Regions from separate parts of the Homo sapiens genome. Here regions 2 and 3 are each linked to region 1. A link is a loop called in an ENCODE intact Hi-C map of the cell type or tissue named here. Cell type or tissue: PC-3. All regions are shown on one strand. Links, peaks and the distances in the headings refer to the core of each region. The heading gives the core; the rest is flanking DNA.

Region 1 (5,692 bases), core at 482-5,481:
CTTGTGGGAATGTAAAATGGTACACCTGATGTGGAATAGACTATGGTGGTGGTTCCAAAAAAAAAAAATAAATAAAAAAAAATATATATATACACACACACAAATACATTAAGCATAGCTGGGTGTGGTAGCTCATGTCGGTAATACAAACTACTTGGGAGGCTGAGAAGAGGATTGCTTCAATCCAGGAGTTGGAGACCAGCTTGTGCAAGATAGGGAGACTCTATTAAAAAAATGAAAAAAAATGAAACATGGAATGTACCGTATGCTCTGGGTATACATACAAAAGAACCGAAAGCAGGGACCTGAATAGTTACTTGTGCAACAATGCTTATTATTCACAATAGCCAAAAGGTGGTAATTACTCAGTGTCTGTCAACAGATGAACGGCTAAACAAACTGTATATCTATGTAAGGAAGTATTATTCAGCAAGAAAAAGGAATAAAGTTTTTTTTTTTTTTTTCTGAGACAGGGTCTTGCTCTGTCGCCCAGGCTGGAGCTCACTGCAACCTCTGCCTCCCAGGTTCAGCGATTCTCCTGTTTCAGCCTCCCAAGTACCTGGGATTACAGGTGTGGCCCACCACACCTGACTGATTTTTGTATTTTTGGTAGAGACGGGGTTTCACCATGCTGGCCAGGCTGGTCTTGAACTCCTGACCTCAGGTGATTCGCCCGCCTCGGCCTCCCAAAGTGCTAGGATTACAGGCGTGAACCACTGCACCCCATGTAATAAAGTTTTGATGCATGCTACTGAGAGGTGGCAACTGCTAGCAGCCCTCGCTCGCTCTTGGCGCCTCCTCGGCCTTGGCCTCCGCTCTGTCCCTGCTCCAAGAGCCCTTCACCCCGCTGCTTCGCTGTGGGGGCCCCTCTCTGGGGCTGGCCGAGGCCAGAGCCGGCTCCCTCTGCTGGCGGGGAGGTGTGGAGGAAGAGGCGCGGGCGGGAGCCGGGGCTGCGCACGGCGCTCGCAGGCCGGCACGGTTCCAGGTGGGCGCGGGCTCGGCGGGCTCTGCGCTTGGCGCGGCCGGCAGGTGTCCGCTGGGCTTGATCCGGAACGAGCTCCGTCCGGGCTGCGGGAGTGCCCAGGCTAGGTGCCGCAAAGACCCATGGGAGTGCCAGAGAGAGGTGAAGCCGGCTGGGCTTGTAGGCGGGGTGGGGACTTGGAGAACTTTTCCGTCTAGCTGAAGGATTGTAAATGCACCAATCAGCACTTGTGTCTAGCTAAAGGTTTGTAAACGCACCAATCATTGCTCTGTGTCTGGCTAATCGGGTGGGGACTTGGGGAACTTTTGTGTCTAGCTAAAGGATTGTAAACGCACCAATCAGCACTCTGTGTCTAGTTAAAGATTTGTAAGCGCACCAATCAGCACTCGGTCAAAACAGACCGAACAGCTCTCTGTAGAACGGACCAATCAGCTCTCTGTAAAATGGGCCAATCAGCAGGATGTGGGTGGGACCAAATGAGGGAATAAAAGCAGGCCACCCGAACCGCTGAGGTTCCTTTCCATGCTGTGGAGGATTTGTTCTTTTGCTGTTTGTAATAAATCTTGCTGCAGCTAACTTTTTGGGTCTGCGCCGCTTTTATGAGCTGTAATACTCACCGCGAAGGTCTGCAGCTTCACTCCTGAGGCCAGCAAGACCATGAACCCACCGGAAGGAACGAAACTCCAGACGTGCAGCCTTTAAGAGCTGTAACACTCACCGTGAAGGTCTGCAGCTTCGCTCCTGAAGTCAGCGAGACCACGAAACCACCAGAAGGAACAAACTCCAGACACACCATCTTTAAGAACTGTAACACTCACCGCGGGGGTCTGCTGCTTCATTCTTGAAGTCAGTGAGACGAAGAAGCCACCAATTCCGGACGCACTACAACATGAATGAATCTCAAAAATATTATGGTAAGTGATATAAACCAGACACAAAAGGACAAATATTGCATAATCCTAGTTACATGAAATATATAAAACAGGCAAATTCATAGAGATAGAAAGTAGATTAGAAGTTACCAGCAATGAGAGGAGGAGGAGGGGAGGAGGAATTATTTCTTAACGGATACAAAGTTTCTATTTGGAGTGATGAAAAAGTTTTGGAAATGGATAGTGGTGATGGTTGGACGATATTGTGAATATAATTGATGCCACTGAAATGTACACTTACAAATGGTTAGAATGGCAAATTATATCTTACCAAATATCACGTTTTACCGCAATAAAAGTTATAAAGACGATCTTTGCTTTTATAAATGAGTAAAACAAAAAAAAATACACAAACATTAGACATACAATTCAGTGAGCTACGAGCTATATTGGACTCAGTGGTAGCAACAGGAAGGGGCCCTGACGTTGTCAAAATTTTTCCTACATGCTTAGTGCTTTGTGTGTGCTTTCACTGCATCTGCAGAGAAGCCCTGAGAGGTGCTATGGGGCCTATTTTACAGATGGAAAAACAGGGCAAGTCCTGGTCCAAAGTTATGCAGCTCTATGAATCCAGCATTCAAATCTAGGTCTATCTGGCTCCGAATGGAGTACAAGCAGACCAGTAGTGACCATTTTGGGAAAATTGTTTCACCCTGGAGGATAATTTTCAACTTTTACTTAATTTAACTAGGGAAGATCACTGTGAGGGAGAATAGATTAAATGTGAGCAAGATCCTATCCAACTCTAATTTCTCATAGGATTTTTGCTGGAACTCATCACCCTCAGAACACTGATTTTGGGTTGAGTTTTCTAGTTTATACGGTTTTAGTGCACAACGGCAGATTTGGTAAATGTTGAATACAGTTCTTTTCCAATGTAATAATCCATCCATTTTCATAGTTTAAAATTGACTTTGGTAAGAAACAGAAGTTCTTGAATTTCCTGCCTGTGACCAGAGGAGGCCGCTGTTTCACTATGAATGTTTTTAGAGTCAAACGCAAACTCAAGCATATTGCTGGGTCCCAAAATTATCGTTCTTATTTTCATTCTCTCTCTCTCTCTCTCTCTCTCTCTCTCTCTCTCTCTCTCTCTCTCTCTCTCTTCCTCCCTCCTCTCTGGCCTTTCCTCCTTTCCTTTCCCTTTTTTTTATTTCCTTCTCCTGTTATTATTTCAATAAGTCAGCTCAGATGTGATAACAGGAAGGGGATGTTTCTCTTCTTCACATTCTTTGAACATTTATCCACCTCTTCCCAGACAAATAACTGTTTCCTTTATTTTATTTATTTATCTTTTTGAGACGGAGTCTTGCTCTGCCGCCCAGGCTGGAGTGCAATGGCGCGATCTTGGCTCACTGCAACCTCCACCTCCTGGATTCAAGCCATTCTTCTGCCTCAGTCTCCCGAGTAGTTGGGAGCACAGGCACCCACCACCACGGCTGGTTAATTTTTGTATTTTTAGTAGAGACTGGGGTTTGCCACATTGGTCAGGGTGGTCCCGAACTCCTGACCTCAGGTGATCCGCCTGTTTCGGCCTCCCAAAGTGCTGGGATTACAGGCGTGAGCCACCGCGCCTGGCCACCGTTTCCTTTAATAACAAACTTTCCAAGAAAATGGACCAAATGGAAAAGATACTTTTCCTTCCCCTTTACTATTTTTAAGGATGGAAATGGACTTTCATTTTTGGGTGTAGATTAACAGTTGAACAGTCACATGGCAGAGTTCAGTATTCTTTTCCTCAACCATTCATTTTCACAGTTTAGCCTGTCCTGGCCCCAGAGAGGGCAATGTGGGAGTTTAGAAAAATCCATTGTCAAATCTGGAGAGCATTTAGAAAAATATTTGATAGCTAAAATCATTTTCTGCATGGAGACTATAGCTTTCCAGAAGTTCTTTTGTTAAGCAACTGAAAAGAAATTTAGGTTTTCTTTCTTTCCTTCTTTCTTTTTTCTCTCTCCCTCCCTCTTTCCCTTCCTTCCTTCCTTCTTTCTTTTTCTCTGTTCCTTCCTCCCTCCCTCTGTCTATCCCTCCCTCCCGCCTTCCTTTCTTCCTTTTTTTCTGTCTGATCACTAATGAATCTTTTTAGAAAAGAAACATTTCAGTGCTTTCACCAATGTTTCTGATCTTTGCTTTCCCGTATCTCCATCTGTGTTACTTTAAAAAGCATCTAGCCAGGGCTTTTAACTGGGAAAGTTAATGAGCAAAAGCAAATTTTATCAATTAGAAAAAATATTTTTTAAAAGGAACTTTGTAGCCCGACAGATGAGGGGATCAAGGTGCATGTGTGTTGGGGGCAAGAAAGGTGTGTTACAAACACTATCTTCTTTATTCTAAATTACCTTGTGGAGGCGGGGGGGTGGGGGGGGAAGAATTATTTAATTTAAGGATGAGATGATTTAGAGCTCCAAAAAAATATTCATCTGCAGAAATGCCTCATCACACAATTTGGTTAGTGAGACCTTCAGTGGACTTGGTATTTGTGTCTTGGACACTACCTTTTTTTAAAGGGCCCGAAAGATCTTTAGGGAGTTAGGAGGCAGATGAGCTTTCCTGTTTCTAATTGATATTACTGCTGCTTTTCCTTCTCATGCAGGCTATTCAAACTAACAAGAGGAGGTTGGTAGGGGCCCTCCTACTAAATTGGTTTCAACTACATTTTTCGCTGCGTGTGTGACCTTGAACTAGTCCCTGAATCTGTTGAGGGTTCAGCTGTCCAGATTACACAATGAGATGTGGAATGATGTGATCTGCGACGTTTTTTTGAATGCCAGCTTAGGATTCTCCCTGTCTTTATTGTCTTAGAAGCACCACGTTCAGATTCTGATTCACTATTCCAAGCAACTGTCTCACCTGACAGTAAAAGTAGACAGAATATCAGTTAATACAATATTGTCTTTTCTTTTCTTTTGGTTCTGAAAAGACCTTTGACACAAATCATAGCCATTAGTTGAACAGGAATGGGGAAAAAAGGCAAGTAAATAAAATGATAGAAGACTTTGGAGGGCCTGACTTCCTGGGTTCAAGTCCTGGCTTTGCTACCTCTACCAGTAAGTGGGCAAGCTTTTAAAATTCTTTGTCCTTCCATTTTCTCATCTCGAAAAATAGGATACAAATATCACCAACCTCATGGGTGGGATTGTTGTAAAGACAGATATCACCATATTAATTATTACAGGCTGGGCGCAGTGGCTCACACCTGTAATCCCAGCACTTTGGGAGGCTGAGGCGGGCGGATCACAAGGTCAGGAGATCGAGACCATCCTGGCTAACATGGTGAAACCCCGTCTCTACTAAAAATACAATAAATTAGCTGGGCGTGGTGGCATGTGCCTGTAGTCCTAGCTACTTGGACGGTGAGGCAGGAGAATCTCTTGAACCATGGAGGCAGAGGTTGCAGTGAGCTGAGATCGTGCCACTGCACTCCAGCATGGGCAACAGAGCGAGAGACTGTCTCCAAAAAAAAAAAATTTATTATATAATTATTTCTGCCAACTTATAATTATGCCTTTTATTTATTTATTTATTTTTGGAGATAGGGATCATAGTTCACTGCAACTTTGAACTCCCAGGCTCAAGTGATCCTCCTGCCTTCACCTCCTGAGTAGCTGGGACTACAGGCATATGCCTATTTTTTTTTTATTTTAGTAGAGATTGAATCTTGCTGTGTTGCCCAGGCTGGTCTCAAACTTTTGGGCCCAAGTGATCCTCCCACGTTGGCCTCCCAAAGTGCTGGGATTACAGGCATGACCCCCACCCCGTGCCTGGCCTATGCTTTTTGGAA
Region 2 (5,692 bases), core at 367-5,366, 260 kb after region 1:
CTCAGTAAAGGTGCTATTCCAAAGATGGTTTGATGTGGTATTCTGTTCTGAGTTTTCTAGAAAGCAGAGTTTCAGGTGAAGGGCTCATGTACTATTGCTTTCTTCAGGAGAAGGAGCGAAGGGTAAGGGAAGTGAAGCAGGGAAGGTGGAGTGCTCAAATGAAGATGCCTCATCCAGTTGACCATAGCTAAGCAATTATGTGCTGGATTCCATGACACTATTCCCCAAGAAGCTGCCTAACCCTCTTAGGACTGTCTCAGGCAAGTCTGTCCATGGAGAAAAGGGGAGAATATATCCACACTTCCATTTCTTTTTGGTCGAAGTTTTGCTCCACAGGGCATTAACTGCCCTACACTTCAGGTTTTGCAAGCATGGGCCCTAGATAGGCTCCCCAGTCTCTATCCTAGCTATTAAAGGTGAAGTCCCCAGGTGGGGGATGACAGATATCTGGTGAGGGGACTGATGTAAAGCTCCATCATGTTGTACCAGCTTGAGGTGAGTTGGAACCTACACCAAGATGATTCCTATAGGGGCAGCTGCATAAGAGGTGGGAGAGGCTGGGAGGCTATGAGTGGGGTCTGATCCTTGCCTGATAAAAGTTCTCAAATTTCCAAGTGAATATGTCATGTAGGCTCCTTATTGCTTATTTTTTTCCTTGTAAATACTATGTGTCAATTCATTTTCTCTTTTCTTTAAAGAAAATACATGCATTCAAATAAATCAAATAAAATCTGGTGTTAGAACTAATCTCTCCCCCCACCAAATCAATTGGCATTGAGGGATTTTCTTTGTAAAACTAATATTTATGGCAACTTTTCCCTCAATTAGAGTACATAGTGATTAGGGGGAAATGGAGAAAAGAAAACAAAGAAAAGGAATTAAAGCTACATGCTAATCTACAACCAAAGGCTGACTAATATTACATGAATTGCACAAACAACTTATAAAACCTCTATATTTAAAATTGTTCAGGATTAGAATTATCAGGACCATTTTACATTATGATATGTAAAGTTCTAAAAAACTTTTTATGTCTGCCCTCATCTAATCTTTTGAAATATGTGTTAAAATCTGTTAAAATTATTTTAGCCCATGTAAGGAATAGAAATTCAGTGGAAGTCATTAATGTTGTTCGGTGACATTGTAGGCTTTCGCCCTCCAGGCACATAGTAGCATTGCTCTTCGTGACCTGTGAAGTTAGATGTGGCTGTGGAACTTACTTTAGGAAATGAGGAGAGTGTGGAAATGGTGTATAACACTTGAGGAGAGCCTTTAAAAGCTACCATGGCTTGCCCCATTCATTTTCCCCTGTTTGTCATATTTCAGATAATCAAAGCACTGTCAGCTTGAGTCTTTTGAGTGAAAATGATGTGTATCCAAGACAGTCACCAATGTGAGAGGAATTCATAGTGTGAGCAGGCAATACATTTCTGAACATGGAAATTTTGGATGTCTGTCTGTTATAGCAGCAAAAACTAGCCTTTGTTTTTTTGTTTTCTAGTTTTTAGCAGCAAAAGCTAGATCGATGTGTTCTTCAAAAAATAATGCAATGAATTATAGATTTGAGGCATGTAGAAGCTATATCCCTTTAAAGCCTTAATGACATATCAAAAGCAGGATAGTAAAGTAGTTAAGAGCATGGCTTGGAGGTAGATGGCATGGGTTTGGAGATTGATTCTGCTGACTATTAACCATGTGACCTTCAGTAATTCTCTTAAACCCTCTGGACTCGGTTTTCTTATAAAGAATCATAATACCCACATCATAAGATCATTATAAAAATTAAATGAATTAACACTTGTCAAATGCTTGGAATAGTGCATAGTAAGCCTTCTTACTATATATAGAGGTAAAATATATAATTAAGTAGTATGTGCAAATTCTTTAGAACAGAGTCTAGCACAGAGTAAGTCCTTAATGATATTTTTTGTTATTATCAATCTTAAAAATCATTGAATAGCAATCGAGTACTTGGCTGATAATTTTCTCTGGGTATGTCTAGTAAGAGATAGGAAAGTGAAAACAAGCTAAGGAGAAAATATAAGTTTTTCTTTTGATTATGGGTAACAAAACCAGCAGTCACATAGGTGGGTTTTACCTCTGAGGAGACACTTGAACACATTGCTGTTACCTTCCCTTTCTAATCAGGTGTGTCCTGAGACAAGAAGCAGAGAGCATCAAGAAATGGAAGAGGACAAACTAAAGCTTTTTCTTTAATTACCTCTATCATCCAGAGTTAAGGGAAATAAGTCACCAGCGACTGAAACCAAACACTCCTGCCAATGAGAGATAAGCATCTCTGGGCAATTTCACACAGCCCAGCAAAAGCTTTTTTGAATTCTCATGACAAACCAGCCCTGGAATTTATCAGGATGATTTATTCATCAGAATTACCTGAGATACCCATTACAAATAGAGATTTCCAGAATCTCAGGTGGTGGTGGGAGAGGAGAGCTCCTGGAATTCTGAATTTCAAGCGAATTCTTTAGAAGATTCTTCTACCTGCTTACATTTGAGAACCCTAAATCCAGTCCTGTGGTTTATACGGAGTAACTGAAATACCACTGCCACCTGGTGGCAGCATGTACAAATTACAGGTTCCAATGTCATTGTGTGATAGAATCAGTAGTGAAATTTTTCAAGTCACGCGTAATTCTTAGTCACCCCTGCCCTCTCCTAATCACAAACGTATTTTTGAGTTTTCTGGATTATCTGATACAGAGTTTATATAATTTAAACCCTGAGGACACAACCTCTTACCATTTTAATTCATTCTTTTTGTTAAACTGAATTTGAAATTATAACTTATTTTTCTTTAACTTTCTCTATATACTCTTATGACATTTAATTAATTTGTAGAATAAAAGAAATCATATCCACTTATAGAACATTCTTTAGGCAGCTCTCTGTCAGAGAAACTGAGAGAGATAGAATCTTAAAGAGAGAGGGATGTCTGAGAGGAATGATTAGTTTTGCATATTGGACTCTGTGATTGTCTGTTAAGATGGAAATAAAAAAAGGAATTGGTATTCAGGAAGTTTTTTCTTCTACTTTCAGAGAATTCTGACTTTGATTCACATATAAAAAGATGATGTCGTAAACCTTTGAATTGGAATAGACTTAGCTTTGCTGAGCTCAGATCCTTCCTGGTTTACGTTCTTCATGAGAATTGGTTATGTAAGGCAAAATAAGAGCAGAAGGAAGTGTTGCATCCTTAAATATAACTGGTATTTCATAATGGATCATGGCATTCAGGCTTGTTTTATAGGAGTCAGTAAGAAGCAAGTGTGGTATAACATGACTCTGAAATTGAGCATCATCCCACTCAGCGCCAGTGTGGCAACTCCAGAAAGACAGTTTGGCAATGTTCAAGATGATTTACAAGCAAACATGGTATGTTCTCCATGAAAAAATAAAATATGTATTAACAAACAGAATGCTCATAAATGAAATTGATGAAAATTACTTGCAGGTTATTCACAGCCAACTTATTATTTGGCACCATTGCAGCCTCTGTAAAAACACCTGGTTGGATAGATTTGTGTAGCAGTGCTTTTTAAAATAAAAAATACATTTTGAGTTAAAATTTGTATAACACAAACCAAGGCATTTTAAAGGTAACAATTCAGTGATATTTAGTACATTCCAAATGTTTTGCAACATTGTCTAGTTCCAAATGATTTTCTTCACTCCAAAAGGAAACTCTGTACCCATTAACTAGTTGGTATACAATTGTTTTAAAAGGGCACATGGGTGAATTTCAAGAGGTTATAGAATTTCAGTTTGATGTTTCAAAATAATGTTCAAAAGACCTCAATATATGGCTTTGTCTTGGCTTGAAGTGTTTGCATTCTTGCCAAAGCTTTTTTAGTTTAGCTATGTCAGTTGGGAAGAGTTTATAATCAGAGGATTTAAAGAGTCTCACATGATGCAATCAAGAACAGTAGTTAAACTATGGGACTCTGATGAAAAGAATTCGATTGCGTGTCAAGCATGGTCACTGGCTTTAAAATAGTACAGAGAAAAGCCAACAAAAATGTGGGCAATGAGTCTGTGCATTCCTTATAAGCATTTTATTAGAAAAGAATGAGATTACCTATGCAAATTAGTGGGAAGATGTTTAGACAGATGTGTTGTGCCCACCAGCTTGAGGTATAAAAAGCCCTGTACGGGAAGAGACCTTCATTAACACTTGGGTAACTTACCCTTCACAATCCATCTAAATCCTTCTCAATTGCTGCCACCATGACTCGTTACTTCTGCTGTGGAAGCTACTTCCCAGGATACCCTATCTATGGGACCAACTTCCATGGGACCTTCAGAGCCACCCCCTTGAACTGTGTTGTGCCTCTGGGCTCTCCCCTGAACTATGGCTGTGGATGCAATGGCTACAGCTCCCTGGGCTACAGCTTTGGTGGTAGCAACATCAACAACCTGGGCGGCTGCTATGGTGGTAGCTTCTATAGGCCATGGGGCTCTGGCTCTGGCTTTGGCTACAGCACCTACTGATGGACCAATGGCTCCAGTGACTACAGGACTCTCAATTAATTCTCTGCACAGAACAACCTGAAGAGCAATGACTGTCTTCCTACCTTCCCATGTGCTTGGGTGATACATCTTCCATCTTCTTGCTGACTTCTTGCTGTGGTCTTTGTCTTTGATGCTGTTGGACAAGTCACCCAGGACTCAGGTGCTGAACTGATACTCATCTACAGACAAAGGAAGCAAGATGCATTTTTTTGGTCATACTTGAATTTTAACAGTGAAAAAGTAGTTTGCCTCCCATGGTTGCTCTGCTCATGTATTATTAGCTTCTACATCAACATTAATGTATTACAAATTGGGTGTGGGTAGTAAGGGGATTTTCTGTCAGTCTCTTAATAAATCTATTTCCTTCAGCATAAATATTTTTGTCCTGGTTATTTATTTCACTTCTCTTTTATGCTCTTGAATTCATCAATCAGTTTAAACCCGTAATGGTTGACTTTAACCAAATTTTATTCTGATTTCAGACTATATAGCCAGGATAGGGTGATGCCTAACCATTTTTTATTTTTATATTGATATTTCAATTTAAAAAACTCCCTGGAAATGTCCCGTATTTAACCCAGATATACTGCAATTGTTGGCGTTTCTCAAAGCTGATTATAAAACAGGAATATTTCTTAGCTGTTGAATGCTAAAACATGTTTTCTTTTCTCTTTTCCTTAGTGACAAGATTCCATTTTGGTTCATTTCTCCTTTCCTACTGTTTATAGAACTCAGCTCTGGGGAGATTTGAACCCCTCATGTTGTTGGAAGAATTGGAACTAAATAGACTTAGTTATGAAACTCTATCTTTAAGAGTTCCTAAGATTTGATCAATAAAGGGAAGCCAACTACTAAAATCACATATTATTTTTTATCCTTTTTTGATAGATGGGTTTATTTTCTCCACTTTCTTCACCTCTGATTATACATATAACTAGTACTAAAAATGAAGTGTTTATTCTTTGAAATAATAGTTGCCATCAAAAGCACTTGAAATGGTATGTTGTCTACACTTAGAAAATGCTCCCTGTCGATCTAGAACTAGAAATAACATTTGACCCAGCCATCCCATTACTGGGTATATACCCAAAGGTCTATAAATCATGCTGCTATAAAGACACATGCACACGTATGTTTATTGCGGCACTATTCACAATAGCAA
Region 3 (5,692 bases), core at 388-5,387, 750 kb after region 1:
GCTAGTGGAACTCTTTTTAGATAAGCTAGTTGTCACAATCCTCTGATCATCATCATCACAATTGATTTAGCACAATCTCAATATCTCAATGACACACTGTCACAACTCCAGCGCCTACAGAAGTGAGACAAATCAAAAACCAATTCACATTTCTGGATCACCCAGAAATAGAAAAATAACTTCACTCAAAGATAACCTCAGAGGAAGGCAAGAACAACTACATCTGGGAAAAGAAGCAAAAAACAAGTGTATAATTACTACAGTAAACTATAATGCTTTCATATCCAAGATATAATGGAACAAAGAGTCGGAAAATGTGGACTATAATGCTCAGATGGTCAAAACACCATGGTTCATTCTTTTCTCCAATTACTTATTATTAAGAGCCGCATAGACACTGTGTAATCCTCCAACTTTTATGTTTTACTTCTTTTGTTTTTTGTTTGGCTATTTGAATTAATGTGTCGTATAATTGAATTGTAAATGACCAAGAACTAGCCAAAGAAGCAAAATTATTTAGAGATAGTCTCAGAGAACAAATGATGTCACATGTGATTTATTTTATCATATAATAAAATATCTATTTCTCATTAGAAACAGAGAAAGCTGGCAAAATACTATTTCTGTGTTCCACATAAGAATTTTGAAGTATTCTACAACTTAAATTTTTTTTTCTATATGCATTACAGTGTCTGAGAAGGGTTATATGGTACTTGACTTATTTCATAGAATGTTATGTTTAACAAAAGTTATTCATTTCCCTCAAAAAAGCCTCTTTTGGGATAGACTAACGTGTACTTGACTGCAGAGATATACTTTTATTTATTCTCAAGAGTTGCTGTCAAATACTATAAGATTAATACTATAAGAAGAATTAATATAAGATTAATACTATAAGATTAAATACCATAAGATTACTAATTTTACAGTTGTGGATATTGACTAGCATCTGTGGGAACTAATAATGTACTGACTTCAGTCTTTGGTCTGTCCTGTTAAAATTTTATATGTAATCTTAATAAAGATCAGATGGTCTTAAATGTAAGTGAAGATTTCATTCAATAGACAGATTTGACGAGATGTCATGTAATGTTAATTCTACGTTATTAAGATTCTGACCGAAAATTATAGGATGTGACAGGACCTTAGAGAGCTTCTCATCTAAACTCATTATCTTGAAAGATATCCAGAGAGGTAGAGTGACTTGTCCAAATTTATGCAGTGAGTTGATGGATCCAAGGCTGAAAGCCACATCTCTTCATGCTTTTTCTAGTATTCCTCCATTGTTATGCAATGGTTCTGTATGAAACTTCTTGAATGGAGATGAGGAATGGATTAAAATTAACTTACGGCATTTGGTGAATGGAGAAGAGGAATGGATTAAAATTAACTTATGTCATTTGGTATAAGTTTGGTTGATGAGATAAAACTAAGACAAGGATGAGGTAAATAAATTGTGGGACCACTGGGATGAAGAGAGTGACTAGGCCCAAGCATGGTGGCTCATGCCTGTAATCCCAGCAATTTGAGAGGGCGAGGCAGGAGGATCACTTGAGGCCAGGGGTTCAAAACCAGCCTGGGCAGCACAGTGAAACCCCTGTCTCTACAAAATAATTTAAAATAGTCAAGTGTTGTGGTGTGAGCCTGTAGTCCTAGCTATTCAGAAAACCAAGGTAGGAGGATTGCTTGAATCCAGGAGTTTGAGGTTGCAAATTGTGATCACGCCACTGCACTCCAACCTGGGCTACAGAGTAAGACCCTGCCTCTAAAAAAAAAAAAAAATGGTTATTTTATTTCATTTCACTTCAATGTTTCTAAACAAGTGATTAAGAAGTTTAGTATAGCCATATGATCAAATATAAAAGACATATAAATTATTCAATGTTACAACTACCAAATGCTGAGCTCTTGAGAGATGGAGACAAGTTCCATCATTAATGGGAATAAGTATAATCCAACCTTTAAAGGAATGGAATGTGAAAATTAACACATAATTATAAATCAACAACATAATCATAAACATAAAAAAACTGTGCTTGTTTTTGCTTATAATTTTATATCAATCCTAGATTGATGTTATAATGAGAAGCGTCTTAGTCTGCATGAAGATTCCTAACCTGATCAGTAATAATTGTTATTATTTATCATTCAATATGTGGCAGGCAATCTGGTACCATATACAATATCTCATTTATTTTAATGAAACAGCCATGACATAGAAAACTTATGGAACCTGTTCAAAGTTACAGTTTGAGATTGTAAATATTGGCTTAGAATCCTGGCATTCTCACTCTAGAATTCTTATATTTAATTGCATCCTCATACCAAATGTTGATATTCCACCCTCTGGTGGTTAGGAGGTGCCACTGCAGCTGCAGTCATTCCAGGAGAATGATTTCAAGTCCAGGAGAGACCAGGGAATTGTTCACCCCTTTAGTAGCAAGAGTATCCAGTTACTGTATGCAATTAGGTAACCAGTTCTATCTATTTCTCAAGAATACCAGCAGATAAACTACATAGTCATAATTTTTCAAATGCTTACAAAGCTAATACTTAGTTTTTAGTAGGCTGCATGTAAACAATTCCAAGGTGACCAGTTGTCCTAGCCTACGTCATTCCATAGTAATAAACCAGGTAACTTCCTCTATAAATCCAGCAACAACCAAAATCTGTGTTTACTCACTGAATCAAAATTATATACTGAAACACTTATTAATTTGGCTCTCACTTAAATAAAATGTGCAAATGCCTCATTCCAAAGAGAAAATAACTCATGGAGTGACCTTATTCACAAATGACAGACTTAACATCACCATATGAAATTTGAAGGGACTGCCCAAGTACTCAGTAATTGGCTGCACATTGTGAAATTAATAAGAAGGCTGCTGGCTGGAGACAGTTCTGTAAATTCCAGCCTATATGATGTCCTGCCTATACCTATACAATTTGGCAAGAGGACTCTGTGTTGGTATTGAGAACTGGCTCCCATTTTCATGGTAAAAACATACCTACATGGCCAGGCACAGTGGCTCACGCCTGTAATCCCAGCACTTTTGGAGTCCATGGCGGGGGGGATCACCTGAGGTCAGGAGTTCGAGATGAGCCTGGCCAACATGGTGAAATCCCGTCTCTACTAAAAATACAAAAATTAGCCAGGTGTGGTGGTACACACCTGTAATCCTAGCTACTTGGGAGGCTGAGGCAGGAGAATGGCTTGAACCTAGGAGACAGAGGTTGCAGTGAGCCAAGATCACACCACTGTACTCCAGCCTGAGTGACAAAGCAAGACTCCGTCTAAAAAAAAAAAGAAAAAAAAAACCTACAAATAAACATGATTTTGAAATAATTGAATAAGTTTGTGCCATGGTAATAAGTAGCTTTCTTAATGATTTTGTTCTTATTAAACAAAGGGGTAGCTGAAAGATAGGCATAGTTTTTAAATTTGTTTTTCTTTGAGCTCAATACTCTTGCCAATTCTTAGAAATCTTGGAAATGTCAAAATTTCAAAACTATATTTCTTCAGATGTTTAGTTATAATTAAATTTTTACTTAGCACCTTCTATGTATGAATTTTTGAAGATACATTTATGGGAATCTGATGATATGGCAATGAGACACCATGCTCAGTGTTGGGGTTATGGAAGTGAGGAAGATACACATGCTTCTCCTCTTCATGGAATTCACAATTAGTGGCAAAAGCACAAAAGAGAAATAAATAAAATCATCATAAGTTAAGATGAGTTTTAAAAATGAAAAAATATGAGACCCTGATAATGGAATTTTCTCATATAGGATGATAGAGAGACATTCTAAGAAGTAACTCTTAAGCTAAGACACAAAAGATGAGAACTATGGATAGAATGGGAGAAGGCAGTGGAGGGGTGAAACAGACAGGCAGCTGCGTATGCAAAGTTTGGAGGCAAGGAGAGGTTTAGTGTGCCAAGGAGCTGCATGAGGCCTGTGAGGATGAATCATGTTGGGCAGAGTGACATGACAAGAGTTAGATTTAGAAAAATAGGGCCGGGCATGGTTGCTCACGCCTCTAATCCCAGCACTTTGGGAGGCCAAGACAGGAAGATCACCTGAAGTCAGGAGTTCGAGACCAGCCTGGCCAACATGATGAAACCCCCATCTCTATTAAAAATACAAAAATTAGCTGGACGTGGTGGTGGGCGCATGTAATCCCAGCTAATCAGGAGGCTGAGGCAGGAGAATTGCTTGAACTCGGGAGGCGGAGGTTGCAGTGACCTGAGACCATGCCATTGCACTCCAGCCTGGGCGACAAGAGTGAAATTCTGTCAAAAAAAAAAAAAAAAAAAAAAAGAAAAGAAAAAGAAAAAGAAAGAAAGAAAGAAAGAAAGGCCATGGCCAGGTCTTATAAGATGTTGTAGGGAAGTCTAAAGGAAAAAGATCTTATTGTAAGGACAATGAGAAGCCATTTGGTATCTTTAAGCAAGAAAGTCACAAGCTATAATGAAGCCTCTGTGCAATAACGAAGCCTCCGTGCAATAATAAATACATATATGCGTAAGAATTAAATGGGTGGCTGTAGGGTTCATGTGGAGGGCACACTGAGATCTTTAAACATACAAGTGTGGTTATTCAAAATTATAAATGACTTGCGTGTGTTACAAAGGTATTGTATACAAGATGAGTGTGCAGCCTATAAAGCTGAAAGTATTCAGATGTGCCCTTTTAAATTTATAATATCCTCAGTCTTTCAAGGAAGTGTTTGCATAAGAATTACTGAGAATTGCTGAATGTTCTTGGGCTTCTTCAGACCTTAGAAAGGGAGTCTAGTTAGTGCACTAAGACTATACTTCTATTTTATTGTCATTAGCTGAGCCAAATATATTATAGAATATGTTATAGAAATTGTGCTGGTTGGCTCTGTGCCATGAGTATGAAACTATGCTAAGAACGGTGTCCTAATGCGATAAACATAGGAACTGATCATCTGTCTGCAGTCAATAAAAAAAGCACAGAATAAAGATGAAAAATATCTGAAGAAGGTTCATTATAAAGGAAAATAATCAACCTTTGAGAAGCACAAACACAAGTAAACACACCACTTTGTCAAGTATAGAAAAAAGGAATTAAATCCATTAGTAATTCAGAAAAGGAAGAAATAACTCCTAAATGGGAAGATTGGGGAAGACTTCAGGAAAAGGACGCATTTAAACTTGGCTTTCAAGGAGATTAGGGAAACGAAATGTTAGGCAAAAGACAAGTATTTATTGGGCAATGGCCACACTCAGTACTTTGCATGAACACTGAGAAGGAATGTGATCACAAAGTCCTCTCACATTCTGGTCCACTGGAGAGAACAATATCTGAGTGGAATGAGATTGGGCTCAACCTGGATCCAATTCTAACTTTAAATGTCTTGAACATCAAATTACCACATTCTGCTACATTGGCAGCTCTCAAAACCAGTGCTAAATGTTAATCAGTATTCAGTTGGCCACTGCCTCATGCATTTCTCATTGTCCACTTACCAATGTGCAGAGTCATGGTGGCAAAAAAAAAAAAAAATGTTAGCTTGGTTGGACAGGTTTAGACTCTTATTTGACCAACCCCACCTTGAATGAGTCATCTTTGGAGCTAACATAAAAGCCATTTTGAAGATTCAAAATGGACTTACATCTTTGTTAATAAGACATCATCTGCATATATAACCAAAGTGGTAATG

What was found. Peaks named below come from ENCODE experiments on the same cell type or tissue, not always from the same donor. Only the 100,000 strongest peaks of a DNase experiment are listed, where the experiment ranks them.
Region 2: a loop joins it to region 1, with 12 times the contacts of the local background. A loop is called at or near these places in 60 of 110 quality-filtered maps.
Region 3: a loop joins it to region 1, with 29 times the contacts of the local background. A loop is called at or near these places in 64 of 110 quality-filtered maps.

Annotation. Positions count from the first base shown.
Region 1 is chr21:31,083,819-31,089,510 of GRCh38, reverse strand. No RefSeq gene overlaps it. Among named protein-coding and RNA genes, the nearest start is that of KRTAP19-8, 48 kb to the right of the region's middle. In PC-3, for the core only: a CTCF peak has its summit at 2,868; a DNase peak (open chromatin) is centred at 2,880; H3K27me3 peaks cover 905 bases.
Region 2 is chr21:30,828,252-30,833,943 of GRCh38, reverse strand. KRTAP7-1 (keratin associated protein 7-1) reads left to right here and starts at 4,185. Exons shown (of 1, transcript NM_181606.3): 1 at 4,185-4,905. The coding sequence starts at 4,246. The coding sequence ends at 4,509. In PC-3, for the core only: CTCF peaks have their summits at 2,376 and 2,584 (motif pointing left); a DNase peak (open chromatin) is centred at 2,573; H3K27me3 peaks cover 1,285 bases.
Region 3 is chr21:30,337,827-30,343,518 of GRCh38, reverse strand. No RefSeq gene overlaps it. Among named protein-coding and RNA genes, the nearest start is that of KRTAP27-1, 3.0 kb to the right of the region's middle. In PC-3, for the core only: CTCF peaks have their summits at 2,148 and 2,351 (motif pointing left); a DNase peak (open chromatin) is centred at 2,488; H3K27ac peaks cover 3,405 bases.